Regions from separate parts of the Homo sapiens genome. Here region 2 is linked to region 1. A link is an interaction called in ENCODE POLR2A ChIA-PET data of the cell type or tissue named here. Cell type or tissue: GM12878. All regions are shown on one strand. Links, peaks and the distances in the headings refer to the core of each region. The heading gives the core; the rest is flanking DNA.

What was found. ChIA-PET counts read pairs that join two places held together with the same protein. Peaks named below come from ENCODE experiments on the same cell type or tissue, not always from the same donor. Only the 100,000 strongest peaks of a DNase experiment are listed, where the experiment ranks them.
Region 2: POLR2A ChIA-PET joins it to region 1 with 5 read pairs; 25 of 35 experiments call an interaction of 5 or more read pairs at or near these places.

Annotation. Positions count from the first base shown.
Region 1 is chr4:39,624,882-39,627,695 of GRCh38, reverse strand. All of the region lies in intron 1 of SMIM14 (small integral membrane protein 14), which reads left to right. Among named protein-coding and RNA genes, the nearest start is that of SMIM14, 13 kb to the left of the region's middle. RefSeq lists an enhancer at 1,823-1,902. In GM12878, for the core only: no CTCF peak of the experiment used is centred there; a DNase peak (open chromatin) is centred at 1,225; H3K4me3 peaks cover 2,500 bases; H3K27ac peaks cover 2,500 bases.
Region 2 is chr4:39,679,546-39,682,359 of GRCh38, reverse strand. No RefSeq gene overlaps it. Among named protein-coding and RNA genes, the nearest start is that of UBE2K, 17 kb to the left of the region's middle. In GM12878, for the core only: no CTCF peak of the experiment used is centred there; no DNase peak of the experiment used is centred there.

The DNA.
Region 1 (2,814 bases), core at 72-2,571:
TGATAACTTTGGCCCCAGTGGAACACACACACTCCAGAGCACTATACAGAGAACTTGGGCTAAGGGTTAAAGATACTTTGGTCTTCAACTGACCCCAAGTTTTAAAACTTTTTCAGTTTATTAAGTACTGTTACAAATTCTCACTTGATCTTTGCGCAACTGTTTAAAATGAATAGTTTCAATTATCACTCTTGTTTTATAGATAAACTGAAGTCACAACAAGGCTAAGTGATTTATCTATTAATATTTCTCAGTACTGCCTTAAGTTTTTTGTCTAAGGATGTTCTTTCTGCTGTCCCATGATGTTTTGGCAAGTGTTGTCTAAAGTGATCCTAGAATAGGAGTCAGATAGAGGTAAAGAAAAAAGGGTCGCCAAGGAAAGAGAAGGTAATGTTTAAGACAGTCCTTTGGTCTGAATGCTTGTGTTCCCCACAATTCATATTTGAAATCCTAACCCCCAGTGTGATAGTATTAGGAGGAGGTGGGCCTTTGGGTAGTGATTAAGTCATGAGGGTGGAGCCATCATCATGAGGAGTAGTGCCCTTATAAAAGAGGGCTCAGAGAGCTGCTTGCCCTCTTCCACCATAGTAGGACACAGTGAGAAGGCACCATCTACCAACCAGAGAGTGGGTCCTCAGCAGACACTGAATCTACCAGTGCCTTGATCTTGGACTTCCTAGCCTCCAGAACCGTGAGAAGTAAATTTCTGTTTGTAAGTTACCCAGTCTGTGTTATTTTGTTTAAGCATCCCAATAGACTAAGGCACCTGAGAAAATAGGGTCACATTTAATGAGAATTTCTAGAAAAATGGTGGCCACCTGGGGGATGAATCTTAACAGAATCATGTGTTGCAGAGAAATGGAAACATTAAGGAGATGAGGAAATTCTCTCTGACCTTGAAGAGTTAAGCCTAGTAGTGATGGAATAGAAGGTCAAGGAGAAAAGCGTTCTCCTTTCCTTGAGTTTTGAGCTTTCTCCAAAGTAGTGATCACAAAGGTAATTTGTAACATTTATTTAGTTGTTAATTATCTATTGGTATGCAATTATTTAATTTAAATTAACAGTTAACTTGATTGCAAGCTCTTGATGGTAAAAGCTACCTTTGTTTCTTCTGTATCCTCCTCTGAACTCTCTTGCTGGTTACTTTGTCCCCTGAGAATTTGTTAGATACATCCTTTTCAAGAAAGGAGAAGTGAGAGAAGACAGGGCGTTTGAATCCCACCTCCTGTGCTGTGTGACTGGGCAAATTACTGAAGCTTTCAGAGCCTCAGTTCTTTCCTCTTTCCAATTCAAGTGATTCTTAATTGAGTGGGCGAGAACTGCTGTATCTCCAAAGTTGTAATAGTGCCACTTGTGAAGTTGTGATTTGTTGAATATAAATAAATGAAGACTTGGTATACTCTAATCCAGTGGTCCCCAACCTTTTTTGCACCAGGGACCATTTTCATAGAAGACAGTTTTTTCAGTGGGCTGGGGCAGGGGTGGGGGGCGTGGGGAGAATGGTTTTGGGATGAAGCTATTCTACCTCAGATCATCAGACATTATTTTTTCATAAGGATCGTGCAGCCTAGATCCCTCGCATGCAGTCGCTCCAGTGAGAATCTAATGCCACCGCTGATCTGATAGAAGGCAGAGCTCAGGTGGTAATGCTCAGGTGGTAATGCTTGCTGGCCCGCACCTCACCTCCTTCTGCTGTGCTGCCAGGTTCCTAACAGGCCACAGACCAGTACCAGTCCATGGCCTGGAGGCTGGGGACCCCTGCACTAATCTATACCTGATCTATACAGTGGCCTCTGGCCATGCTGACGTAGTTGCTTCTGTATATTCCTGTTGTATTCTGTGGAAAATAAACTTCTGTTGTCCTTTCTTGCCTGCTGTAGTCTCTTCCTTTTGAATAGTATGCCCTCTGAAAAGGGTGTCTTTAAGCTTTCACTTTCTTGTAAAATTATAAGAATTTCAGGGATTGGCTGGGTGCAGTGGCTCACGCCTGTCATCCCAGCACTTTGGGAGACTGATCACCAGAGGTCAGGAGTTTGAGACCAGCCTGACCAACATGGTGAAACCCCGTCTCTACTAAAAGTACAAAAATTAGTTGGATGTGGTGGCGCGTGCCTGTAGTGCCAATTACTCGAGAGATTAAGGCAGAGAATCACTGGAACCCGGGAGGTGGAGGTTGCAGTGAGTCTAGATTGCGCCACTGCACTCCAGCCTGGGCAACAGAGCAAGACTCCGTCTCAAAAAAGAAAAAAAAAATTGTAATGATGAGTTTCAGGGAGTTTTAATCCTGCGTGAGTTTAGATCACAGAGAATTGTGACATCAAGGGCATGTAATGGGGTTTATTTCAACATTTAAATTTTGTATGTCTTTAACTTCTCCCAGGTATAGCTTTAGAATAATTTTTAGCAAACATTAATTGACCAATTTGAACTTGAGTCTGCATCCTTTTCTTTTTCTTTCTTTCTTTTTTTTTTTTTTTTGAGATGATGTCTCACCCTGTTGCCCAGACTGGAGTGCAATGGCATGATCTCAGCTCACTGCAACCTCCACCTCCTAGGGTCAAGCAGTTCTCCTGCCTCAGCCTCCCGAGTAGCTGGGATTACAGTCATGCACCACCACACCCAGCTAACTTTTGTCTTTTTTTTTTGTATCTTTAGTAGAGATGGGGTTTCATCTTGTTGGCCAGGCTGGTCTCAAACTCCTGACCTCATGATCTGCCTGCCTCGGCCTTCCAAAGTGCTGGGATTATAGGTGTGAGCCACCATGCCCAGCCAAGTCTGCATCCTTTTCTTGCCTACTTCCCATCAGAGAAGCAA
Region 2 (2,814 bases), core at 137-2,636, 55 kb before region 1:
GTGAAACTTGCCTGACTTCTCCAAACAAAGTTACATCCTCTTTCATGTGGCCACAACATCTGCCACATATCTCTACTGTAGTACTCATCATGTTCTGTTGCAGTTATTTATTTATATTTCTGTACCCTTTACTAGGCTGTAAGCATTTTATAATCAGGAACCAAGTCTTTTCATTGTTGTATCCTGATACCTAATACAAAGTTCTTCATAATGAGTGCTCAGTAAGTATTTGATATGATAGGGTTAATAATGAATGAAATTAAATGTGATGGTACTTTGAGAGTATAAAGTGATAAATAAATGAAAGGCTATCAAAAGCCCATGTGGTAGTCATGACCATGGGCTCTGACACCAGATTGCCTCAGTTTGAATCTTATCTCCCTACTTACTAGCTGTGTGATCTTGGGCAAATAAGTTAACTTCTCTATACTTGAGTTCCCCTATCTGAAATGGGTCTAATAGTGATTACTACATAGGATTATTAGGAGGATTTTAAAAGTTAACATAGGCCGGGCGCAGTGGCTCACACACTTTGGGAGGCCGAGGCAGATGGATCACCTGAGGTCAGGAGTTCGAGACCAGCTTGGCCAACATGGTGAAACCCTGTCTCTACTAAAAATACAAAAATTAGCTGGGTGTGGTGGTGGGTGCTTGTGATCCCAACTGCTCAGAGGCTGAGGCACGAGAATCGCTTGAACCCAGAAGGCGGAGGTTACAGTGAGCCAAGATCGTGCCATTGCACTCCAGCCTGGGGGACAAGAGAAAAACTCCGTCTCAAAAAAATAAAAATAAAAATAAAAACAAATAAATAAATAAAATTAACATAGACTTCTCCTTCTAGGAAGAAATTGAATAGATGCACTTTTCCCTATTTCTTCTATTAGTTGCAACTAAGATCCTTGGACATTGAATATAAAACAAAATATAAGAAGACACTTAAAAGTCTAGCAGAGAAAGCAGACCAGCTAGAGACCTTGATACCCAAAGAACAACATGGTACTGAGTTCCCTGGGTTTTCTTTTACTGCATATATCCCAGACTAGACACTGAAAAAGCAAGCAACCTAGAAACAGCAATGGCCACAGACAAAAAAGAAGGCATAAGAAAAGCCTGCACAAGCCCCGCCCTCCCCTCTCTTTTTTTTTTTTTTTTTTGAGACAGGGTCTCACTCTGTCATGCAGGCTGGAGTGCAGTGGCACAATCATAGCTCACTTCAGCCTTGAACTCCTCTTCCCTATCTCAGCCTCCCGAGTAGCTGGGACCACAGGTGCATGCCACCATGCTCAGCTAATTTTTGTATTTTTTGTAGAGACTGGGTTTTGCTATGTTGCCTATGGCTGGTCTCAAACTCCTGGGCTCAAGGGATCCACCCACCTCGGCCTCCCAAAGTGTTAGGATTACAGGCGTGAGCCACTGCATCTGGCTAAGTCTGCTGTCTCTAACCAAGGGCCAAATGATCAGGAAAGGAGTGGCCTAGCAAGACAGAAAACCTTTAGATCAAGCTTGTCCAACCCATAGCCCACAGGCCACATGCAGGCCAGGACAGCTTTGAATGTGGCCCAACACAAATTTGTAAACTTTCTTAAAAATACTATGATATTTTTATGCAATTCTTTTTTTTTTTTTTTTTTTTTTGAGACGGAGTTTCTCTCTTGTTGCCCAGGCTGGAGTGCAGTGGTGCGATCTCGGCTTACTGCAACCTCTGCCTCCCTGGTTCAAGTGATTCTCCTTCCTCAGCCTCTCAAGTAGCTGGGATTACAGGCACCCACCATCACGCCTGGCTAATTTGTGTACTTTTAGTAGAGACGGGGTTTCGCCTTGTTGGCCAGACTTGTCTTGAACTCCTAACCTCAGGTGATCCACCTGCCTCAGCCTCCCAAAGTGCTGGGATTACAGGCCTGAGCCACTGCGCCCGGCTCCTCTTTTTTTTTTTTTTAAGCTCATCAGCTATCATTAGTGTTATTGTATTTTATGTGTGGCCCAAGACAATTCTTTTTCTTCCAATGTGGCCCAGGAAAGCCAAAAGGTTGGACACCACTGCTTTAGATAATAGATGCTCTACTCTAGTAAAGCATAACAGAAGAAAACAAAACAAAACAAAACAAAACAAACAGAAAAACAAAAAAACCCAAACTGTGGCCACCTACATGATTAGCAGCAAAAGCCCACTGGAGAGCCTAGACTTCTATTCTTTCCAAGCTGTGATGTGTCAGCCCAGCTCTCCTGTAGGGTAGTGTTAGAGAAAGTCAAATGGAAATTGACTTTCATCTCTGCCTGGTGGTAAAGAATATTGAATGCCCCATGGTGTCAGTGGAGACCACACAGGGAGCCTGGACTTCCATCCACACCCGTCACCCTTCTTCCTTGTAAGTGATGTCAGAGGAAGCCTAGTGGAAAGTCAGGACCACTAGGTCCTTTCCCCATCTCTCACTGGTAACAAGGCCACACATATCCTTACTGTCTCAGTGGAGACCATGTGGGGAGCCAGCACTCTAATGAAATGTCCCTCTTCCACCCATAGTATCAACAGAGGAGAACCGGGACTTTCACCTGGTTCTCCTCTGTTGATACTGTGAGCGGAAGAAGGGACATTCTTCCACCCACCTTAACCCACCCTGTGTCAGAGGTAGGGCTGATCCCAACATGAGATTTAATTAAATAAATAAGATCTACTCCAAATACCCAGGTCTCAATTAAAAAGTCACTCATCAAAACCCAAGAAGATTTCAAAATGAATGAGAAAAAGACAATTAATAGATGCCAACACCAACATGTCACAGATGTTAAATCATTTGGCAAGGATTTTAAAGTAGG